2 separate regions of the Homo sapiens genome follow, and region 2 is linked to region 1. A link is a loop called in an ENCODE intact Hi-C map of the cell type or tissue named here. Cell type or tissue: uterus. All regions are shown on one strand. Each heading gives the region's core, and the rest is flanking DNA. Links, peaks and the distances in the headings are about the cores only.

What was found. Peaks named below come from ENCODE experiments on the same cell type or tissue, not always from the same donor. Only the 100,000 strongest peaks of a DNase experiment are listed, where the experiment ranks them.
Region 2: a loop joins it to region 1, with 7 times the contacts of the local background. A loop is called at or near these places in 5 of 110 quality-filtered maps.

The regions. Positions count from the first base shown.
Region 1 is chr12:91,184,633-91,190,030 of GRCh38, forward strand. No RefSeq gene overlaps it. Among named protein-coding and RNA genes, the nearest start is that of DCN, 4.5 kb to the left of the region's middle. In uterus, for the core only: no CTCF peak of the experiment used is centred there; no DNase peak of the experiment used is centred there; H3K27ac peaks cover 5,000 bases.
Region 2 is chr12:91,114,999-91,120,396 of GRCh38, forward strand. No RefSeq gene overlaps it. Among named protein-coding and RNA genes, the nearest start is that of LUM, 6.2 kb to the left of the region's middle. In uterus, for the core only: no CTCF peak of the experiment used is centred there; no DNase peak of the experiment used is centred there; H3K27ac peaks cover 4,724 bases.

The DNA of each region.
Region 1 (5,398 bases), core at 82-5,081:
CTTAACCTCTCTGAATTTCAGTTTCCATATCTGAAAAATGGATACAAATTCTTACCTAACTCATAGTGTTGGAGTGGAGATTAAATAAGGCAATATATATAAAACACTTAACTCAGAACTTAATCCTTATAAGTGAAAATCTCTGTAAATGCAAGCTTTTATTATGTCTTGACATATTTCAAAACAATCCTTTGAGTTAGACAAGATAAGTCATATTTACTATTTCTGTTTTACAAATGAGAAAATTGAAGCCCAGTGACTTGCCCAAGTTCACAGAGCTGGCAAGAAACAAAGCAGAAACTAATATCCAGGTCTTCTCATGCCTAATCCACTTTTCATTACTAAACTATACTAAACTATAATGTATCTTAAGAAAGAGGAAGCAAATTCTTACATATAGAAAAGTAATTATCAAAGTTTTGAGATAACATCTTTTCAGACTATTTTACAAACCATGACCAAGTTGCAATGCTTTTAAAACTTTATTTAATTTGTTCAGGAACAAATAAAAATTTTCTTTTTGTTGTTGTTGTTTGGAAAGAAACTCACCTCCAAAATCTCAAGCATTTTACCAAACATCATCATATTTAAAAGCTGCATCTTTAATCACAAGTTACATCTATCGTCATACTCATTTTTCAGTAGAAGAAACTATGTCCCAACAAAGTCATACGCAGTTAAGTCACCAAGAGGTCATGACACTATGACCAGAAACCAGGTCTCTTGCAATCCAACATGAAATGGAACCATTTTAAGACTAGAAACAGCACTGTGCACAGATTGCTTAAAGTCATTCTGGCTTGGAATGTTTGGGGTAGGATTCCCTGAATCCCTGGCTGACATATAGATATGTGAAATATTCCAATTCAGAGCACATCCCACATCTACTGTTAAACTACTTAAACTTTGATTTCTACTGACAACCCACTAGCTAACAGGGTTAACTGTATTCTGCACATTGTCGAAGTTCATTTCAGGGCCATTCTCTCTCATTGACATCACATACAAAGTATTTAATTGTACCTGCCCATTAAGGATATGAAGAATGCCAGAGCTTAGAAAGGTCTCCTTCTGACACCCCTTTACTTTCTAAGAGGTCTAGAGGCAAGTGATTATCTTCACAATCCTGATGTGACTGGTTTGTCTGTAGACTGACTCTGCAAAGTCAGATCTGGGTCTGGTGTGAATTGTCTGGCTCTGTAGTTGCCACTGTAGACAGAGTTCTTCCCTAGCCAAGAAAGATGACTAGCGTGGAACTGAGGGCACTTTGAATACAGAATAGCTTGAAAGAAAATTTGGTGTAGACAACTTTTACCTTGGCTATCTTCCCATGCCTCTATTCCTCCATCCCTTACCATTGTGTTTGGTGTCCTGGTACCTTGTACAAGTAACTTAACCTCTTTGTTCTCCAGGTTTTTAACCTATACAATGTGAGTAGCCACAGTGGTATCCCCTTCATGAGTTTATAGTGAGGTTCAAAGAAGTTTAATACATAAAACATTTAGAACTGTGCCTGACACATCTCAAGCAACACTTGTTGCTTCCGCTGCTGCTTCTCTTGTGTTTTTTGTTATTACAAACTTTACCTTGGACACTCCAGTACAATAACCAGACTGCACATCTTTTATAGTCCAGTGGATTTTCTGCCTAACAACAGAAGAAATCAGCTAAGCTATGATATAGTTTGGAGCTAGATAAGCTTTCGTTTAAGCCTTGACTTTGTGTTGTTACATAACAGCCTGGCTTTCTTTATGCATAACATTTTATTGGGCTCCAAGTCCAGCTGAAATCCATTCATGGACTTTATAAGGAAACAGAGACTCCAGGTTAAGAATTTCTACTCTGAGCAGTAAAGTAGAAATGGGAATAGAGACAGGGAAAGGATAAGTAATGAATTAAAATAGATTAAAAAGTATCAAGGAGATATTCAGTTCCTTAATTTCCTGACTTTTCTTGAATGCTCTGGGGCATCTCTTTTGTCAGTTGTAATTAATTAAAAGATTAATTATTATTTCCATAATATTGATTAGTTTGTACTTGGACAGTAAATCAACACTTATTGAATATCCATTAGTCTGCACAAGGTACATACCTCTCTGTTAAATACAAGGAAATTTACAATAACTCATCAATCAATTAATCAAAAAATATAGACTGAGGAACCACTGTGGGAGGAAGTGTTATACCAGGCCCCATGGAAGATACCAAGAAATACAAAGTACGATGTGAAGGGCATAGCCTCAAGGGAAATATGTTGCATAAGGAGATATGGCATAAACTATAGATTTGTATAATAATATTTTAGCTTTAGCATACCAGAAAACTTATAATGTATAATTCCCGGCCAAAGTAAAGTATGATGTAATTAAAATAATTGTCTTAGAAAGTCAGAGAAGGGATTGAGGGATGGATCACTTTACATTTGAGTGGTTAGGTAAGTGTTTATAATGAACAAGGTACAATTTGAGCTAAATCCTGAGGGATGAAAAGAATATGCATGGAGAGAAAAGAAAGAAATGGCTTTTTATGTTGGCAAAATGACACTAACAAACCTTGGCAATGGGAAAGCAGAAGACAATAAATAAATCAATGTGGCTTAAGCAGATACTTTCTTTCAAAGAAGCCTTGAGTTCCTTTATTTCTTTGAACATTCAGTAACTCTCATGGTATCTGACATGTCAAAGTCACACAATAAATTAATGTCCCATGTTTATGGAAATAACTAAAAGGAGATAATGAAATAAATGAGGGTAAGGTCTAACTGTGGAAGGACTTGAAATTCTCCCATGGAGCACTTATACATTTATTCATTCATTTGTTCATCAAATATTAATTTGTTGATGAATATGTGCCAATTATTATGCTTGAATCTAGATGTTATCAAAGGTAATTGAATGAGGTAATAACATGATCCAATTATTATTTTAGAAAATCAAATCTAGCAAGCACATGTAGAGTGGTGAAACTAGAGTCAAGGAAACTAGTTAGAAGGTTGTAGTTTTAATCTCAGTATATTAATATCTTAGTAAGGGGAAGGAAGATAGATGAGCATGGCGAAAATAGAGCTACTTCTCAGGAAGATGATGTAATACATTAAAAAGAAAAGTTTGGAGTACTCATTCTGCACCAGGCACCATGGTACATAGTCAATTTTAAAAGCACAAATAATGTGTGATGAGGCAGCGTACTCTGAACACTGCCCTCTGCACCACTCTAACCAACACTTCTGCCATTGTAAGTGATAGCAGGAAAAGTTGACTTCTTTGTTTGCATTTTCATCTCCAAGGATGCTTCCAATGGAAAGGAAGAACAAACAAAAATGATTACGTTAACTAAACTTCTTGATGTATGTGAAAATTATAAGAAATTACTCATTCTATGTGAGTTCAACTTTACTTTTAGGGTACTAAAATAATGTATCGTCTTGAAAGGGACTCTGGTCTGAGCAATGCTGGAGAATCACACAATCTGAATTATAGAATGACAGAAAGAAGGAAAGGTTCATATGGAATTTTCCCGATTGGCTGGTTTTTCACATGGGAAAGGACCTTGTGTTGAATGAAAGCTTCTTGCACTGAGTGATGGCAAAAATTTTGACATTTTACAGATGAGGTGATCTTTGGAACTGCGTATACTGGGAGTGAGGGAAAACTACAAAAGAGAATGATAAAAGCCAGACATTACCTGGAAGACTCCTTCCTGGGTCCTGCTCCTGCCTTTTTGCGTGTTAGTTGAATATGCTGCTGAAACCAGGCCTGCCACCATATACCTGCCAAAATAGACCCTTTAACAATGCCTTACCTCCTTTTCCAACAAAGAAAAATGCCCTGTGTGAAGTCGGAAGTTGAGGCCAAGCACAAGATACGATATAATAGAATAGTGTGGAATGCCTGACATATGGAAAACAAAAAAGACCCTGTATTTGTGATTTCCTTCAACAAAGATCTCTTCTCTTCACTAGCTTTTCAGGAAGGTAGCATAATGCAGCAGTTCAGCATGCAGACCAGGGGCCAGATTGCTTATGCTTGATTCTCATCTCTGCCACTGGCTATCTGTGTGACCTTAGGGACCTTCTCCATGGATAGTACCTGCTTCAGATGAGAATAAGATGAGTCAGTATATGTAAAGGTTTAGAACAGAACTGTCATATAAGACAAACTCTGTTAAGTTAATGACACATAAATAAAATTTCAGGATGGATTGAAGATTTTAAGAGATTGTTTTCTTTTTCTACTTGCCTTTTATTCACACTCTAACCTGAAAGTTATGTCCTGTTTAGTTTGGAGCATTCAAATGCAGGTCATGTCTGTGCAGCATGTATTTACTGTAGAGCCCCTATTTGGTGTGTAAATATTCTCCTTTCAATTTACCCAGTATCTTAGGAAAAGTAAATGCTCCACCACAGGGTACAGCCTTGCAGAATTTAAGTAGGCAAATGAATGAAAAGTTTTATTCTAATGTTGGTAGTATAAAATAATGACTTAGTTTAGGAACTTTTTCTGAGATAGTTTCAGCCCCTTGAGAACTATTTGATTTGATTCAAGTTGCTCCTTCAAAGGCAATAATTCATCCCTTGCAATTTGCCTTTTTGAGATTATTTCTCTAATAATTCATGACATGATTTTTTGATGCAGATATATATTAACTTGACAACAAAGTAAAACATGCTATTTGAATCATGAGTGTTTTTATTTTTGGAAATAATCCTGTATCTTGTATAGATCCTTTTCTACTACCTGAGAAAATAGGCTGCTTGAAAATAATTTATGTGCCCATTCTTTATAGAATAATGTCTGAGCTTATCATTTATAAAAGCATTAAATCACCAATATGCAAGCTTCCTTTATAATTATGAGCCTATGGGGGCAAGAAGAGAAAACTGGGGCATGATCACATTTGGTGTTTCAGGTTTAAATCTCTTTGGAGCTTTCTTCATCAAAAGATTGGCTTCTTATGAAACATCTTCATTCCTGGAGGCGATTTTCAATAACTTTTCTAGCATTACTCATCGTCTACGACAATTCAAATCCAACTAGAAACAGAGTATTTAATTCTTTCCATGGGCCAAGAACCATAGAAGTTTGTGCTATCAAAACACTCTCCAAATAGGTGATTTGTTAACCCTCTGAATGATAAGAACATTATGTGCCTGTCACTGGAAAGTAAAACCACATAGGGAAAGCTGCTGAGAGATTACAGGAAATACTGTGAAGGTTTTTTGTTTTTATTCCATGTAGTTGCAAATCTTGACTGCTGCTAGCTGACAATTAAAATGTGGTAGTACCAATGTTACATTAACTCGTGCTTAATGATGCCATTGCAAATGCGGTGGTTTAAATGACTCCTTTGTGTATGTGTGCTTTTCATTGTGGTAAAAATATACATAACATGAATTTAA
Region 2 (5,398 bases), core at 63-5,062, 70 kb before region 1:
TAGGTAAGTGCACAGTCATAAATTTGCTTTTGGGAGAAATTCCTCTTTTCTCATGATAAGCAATGCTGTATTGAGGAAGTTTTGTGCAAGATAGCTTAAGGAAAATCCCAAAAGTAAGTGGGCTTTCTGGAGAACACAAATTTGTACACATATTTAAAAATTTTATAATTATTACCTAATTACCTCCAAAATGTTGTTCTGCTTATCACTCCCATCAAAGGTAGATGAGAATACACTTTTTCACCAGTCATTCATGAAGTTTGAATATGATCAAGCTTAAAATATCTATGATCTAATTGTTAAAGTTTTATTTCTTAAATAATATCTGGTAGTGCCAGTCTCCCTTCTTTATTCCTTAAGTGTAGGCTTATCAAACCTTAAAGCATCTGACCATGGCTAAACTCCCTGATGCCATTTTCTTTCCTCCTTCTGCCTTACATTCTAGCCATTTTGACCTTTACCCAGGACCTGATATATGAGAAGTCTGTTCCTACTTCAGGTCCTTTACCAGCTGTTCTCTTTGACTGAAGTGCTGTTCCCACAGACTAGCGTTTCTCAAACATTTTGCCTACAGGACTCTATGTACTTAAAATTTGTTGACGTTTTGAGGACCCCAAAGACGTATGTGGAGTCCATCTACCAGTGTGTATCACATTCAAAATTAAAACTGAGAAATATTTTAAAGCATTTAAGTAATTCATTATGATAAAAATAACAAGTCCATGCCATGTTAATATAAATACCATTTTTGTGAAAATATTAACATGTTCCAGAAAAAAACAATGAGAAAAATGGTATTGCCTTATATATTTGCACACCTATTTAATGTGTCTGAAGTTAGCTGGATTTTTATGTCTGTTCCCTTGTTCAATCTGTTAAGATATGTTGCTTTGATTGATGCATATAATGAAAAACTCACCCTACATAAATATTTAATTGAGAAAACAAGCATTATTAGTAGCCTTTTTAGGTAATTTCAACTCAATTTTATTCCATTTAAATTCCAACTCAATTTCAACTCAATTTAATTATCTCAGAAGTAAGCATTGAATTTTACCAGAAGCCACAGGACATCTGACAATGACATTGTTCTGATGGCTAGTAGAAGATCTGCTTGTGTGTTCTGACTTTTTCCAGAATTTTCCATAGTCATGATTTTCAAATACAAATGTGTTTTCAATGACCCAGTTTGTTCTCGGTAACACTACTGTATTCCTATTTATCTTTGTTTATGTCTGCTTTTATTTCTGCAATCTAGTTATTGTCCAATAAACCACTATTTTGTAATCTTTGTAGTCTTGTTTTGGAATAGTATTTTTATTTTTTTCAACTACTCTTCTTTTTGAAGAACAATCAGAACTCATCAAGTGGTAGTTTCTCAAAGGCTAGTTGCAATGTGGTATTTAAAATTACATCAACGAAGGTTTTCTACTATTTCCAAATTCTAATTTTTGCTCGAAAGTTTAAATTTTGCCAACTACTCTCAGTTGTTTTTCTTGAAACGAAAAATAGACTTTATTTTTTGAGAGTGTATTTACCAAATACTCTAATCTGACAAACCACACTTTTAATTAAAAACGGGTTCCAGAAAAAAAGTGGCTAGTTCAACCAGAGTCAGCTGTAGATTTGTCCATTTGTAAGGCAAAAGTACAATCCACAGATATAGTATTAATTCAATCTTCATGTCTTGAGTAAATCTTTATTTTGATTAATTACTGTATCATTGGAAAGTAGCTCGCTGTAATTTATTTTGCTGACTTTTTGTCCAGCAGACATTCAGCAAGGGTTTTGTAGTCTTCAGCGTTTGTGCGTATTTCTCAGACCATGCAATTTGCTTTATCTAGTAAAATGGTCAGTGGCTTTGCAATTTCCAGTTTGAAAGCTATAACAAATAATTTTTGGCTTTTAGAGTCCATTACATCTACAATTAACTATTTAGCTCATTTTTCTGTAAAATCTGAATGATTGGTCTCAAAATGTTGCTAGAATTCAGTTGTTACCATAAAAATATTTAAAATGTTTTGTTGTATAAGACAAAATAAATCAAATTATTAATATATACAATTGAAATGTAAATATTATTTCATTATTTATTAATAATATTTATTAACATTATTTATTGGTTTTCATTATATTTCTGTTGCCTATTTTAATTTTCGCTTACTTTCTTTGGAGAAGGGTGCTCTTTCCCATAATTCAGAGAACTCCTTCATATATGAATTTTGTGCAGTGTAGCTACGGGTTAAGAAAAAAAGTCTTCTATCTCCCTTTTGGAAGATAATGTGGTTTTTTGTTTTGTTTTGTTTTTTTGAGACGGAGTCTTGTTCTGTCGTCCGGGCTGGAGTGCAGTGATGCAATCTCTGCTCACTGCAACCTCAGCCTCCAGGGTTCAAGCAATTCTCCTTAGCCTCCCTAGTAGCTGGGACTACAGATGCCTGCTATCATGCCTGACTAATTTTTGTATTTTTAGTAGAGACCGGGTATCGCCATGTTGGCCAGGCTGGTCTCGAACTCCTGACCTCAGGTGATCCGCCTGCCTCAGCTTCCCAAAGTGCTGGGATTACAGGCATGAGCCACTGTTCCTGGCCTCATTTTTTAAATATAAGAAGAACATATTATAATTTTTTATCATTGAATATAACATTAAATTCAAAATAAAAATATGTTAAATAAAATTTAAAGAGTTAACAAACTTTGAACAAATAAAAATAGTATTACAAAACAAGCCTGCAAAGATTACAAAAGAATGATTTATTGGACAATAACTAGATATTGCACAAATAATAGCAGAGATAAACAAAGATAAATAGGAATACATAGTGTTACTGAGAACAAGCTGAGTTAACCACGAAAAGCACATTTATATTCCAAAATCATGACTACAGAAAATTCTAGAAAAAATAAAAATACATAAGCAATTATTCTACAGCCATCAGAACAAAAACATCATCACATGTCACATGGTTTTTGGAAAACCCCATTGTTCACTTCTGAGATAATTAAAGTGAAAAGTACAAATAACATCTTAATATTATCAGAAAAATATTTTTTTCATTTTGGACTTCCCGAAAGGATCCCAAGGTTCATGATACACACTTAGCGAGCTGTTGCCCTGGACTGTTTTATCATTGACTGCTTCTCACTTAGGTCTCTGCATCCTCAGACAGGCTTTTGAACCACAAAATCTGAAGTAGTCTTAGAGCCTGCTTCAGTTATTCTCTACCATTTTAATATATTATAATTTCTTATCATTTGTCACTCTTGGAAATTATATTAATATTTAGTATATTTATTAATCATTTATTTTTTAACTTTGACCCTTGTAGTATGTCACTTCCATGAAAATAAGTACTTGATCTGTCCCTTAGGCTTGACACAAGGAAGGCTCTCCACACATATTTGTTGAAGGAAAATATTCTAGAATATTTTTCCAGAATATTGCTTGTGATTCTTCATTTGTCTATATTTTTAGATGAATTTCCATATAAATTTTGTTATAGCAAAAACAATATAATCGTATTTGAATGCAGTCACACTGATTTTATAGGTTATCTTAAAGAAGTCGACAACTTTATTATATTGTGTTTTGACATCCAAGGGTAGATTGTCTTTGCATTCATCTGTGTGTTTGTGAACATCTAGCTTTTAATTGCACCTGAATAATAAATTAATTAACTTTTGAAAACTCCATACTATGCCAGAATCATAATGGAATATGGATCCCACTTTAAGTGTTAAATAATTTAAAATGATATATTTTTAATCTTTTCTTCAGGTTCAGATTATTTTATTTTAATCAATGAGCCAGCCAAACCTGGAAGATATAGTCCTATGATGGCTGATGCTGATAAAGGTTTCAATTTTGTTGTACAGGATAAGCAAGAAAAAATTAAACTTCTCTTTATTTCACATAAAAGCAAGTAAAGCACAAGAAATATGCCCGTAACAGTTACAGTCTTCTTTCAGACTTCAAACCCAGGTGTTTCTCTGACGTGTGCTTTGAAGCTCTCATAGCAGATAAACACCACCGTATGTGAAGCATGTCTGCCAGATGTTAAGGTGTGATATGTTTTGAGTATCATATACATAATAATTACACATAGCCTGGGATTTAATTCAAATTAAATAGGAAGATGTGTAATATACTATTTCAAATATGAAAATAAAAAGTACATACAAATTGTACTATACCAACTACAAATAGAAAAGTGATGACATCATTCTGCCTTCTTCTGTCCGCTAGTAATCAGCAAGTGTATATGTAATTAGTGAATACATTCTAGCAGTTGACTTCTTTACAACATATGTACTGTGTGATCTTAGGCAATCCACTTAGCCTTAGTTTGTTTATCACTGAAACAAGAATGGTCATGTTCCTACCTCATAAAGCTTTCTTTGTGAGTTTAAATGAGTTACTGGATGTGAAATCCTTGAATAATCCTTTGCATAAGGTAAGCATTCAATAAATGTTAGTTATTATTTCTGTTATAGAAATCCATCATTTTCAGCATGTATGAAAGAGAATAACAAGGACGGTGTTGCATTGTATAGGAGCAACAAATTCCCCGAGATCAGAATCTTTGCTTCTGTGCCTTTCCTTGTCTGCTCTGCAGCTATCACTGTCCACGTACATAAACTCTTTAAACCTCATTTTCCACTTTCATAAAATAGAATTAATTACCTTTATCATGTGGGTGTTGAGTATTAAGTGAGTTGATACATTAAGCACTTAAAGCATTGTAAGCATATAGTGATTTATTTTATGTAAGCTGAAACATACAAATTATGTTTACATAAATTACATTTAATAACATACTAATATTCATAAATATTATTAATAAATTGTTGATAAATATTTATAATAATTATAAATATTATGCTTGATATACTAATATTTACACTTAAAAAGTTATAAAACCAAATAAAAATAACAACTTATCATAAATGTTATAAATAAAGTAATGAGCAGGCAGTGAGGGAGAATAAAAGGTTGAGAAAGCAGAGAAGGCCTCCCGCTAGGATAAACCAATATTTAAACTGGATAGGGAAAGGTGAGAAAGTAGAAGAAAAGATGTTCAATGTAGAGGTTTCAGGATTTTGAATGGGGGCCAGATGGTAAAAGCTTGGTGGTTGAACGGCATGAAAATTGTTATTAGACATGTAATGATAATGGGTTCATGGAAGTCATTCAGGGCATACTATAGCTATGGATTTTGGATTTTTAAGTGTTTTAGGATGCTGGTGATTATAAGCAGTAGAGTCACAAGAGGAAGCAGGAAGTCAAAATGGGACACAACAGTATTAGTCCAGGCAAGAAATGAAGATAATGGACTAGAGACGTGACATTAAAGATACATAGAATTTAGAATACGCAATTGCAATGTAATCAAGTGTAGGA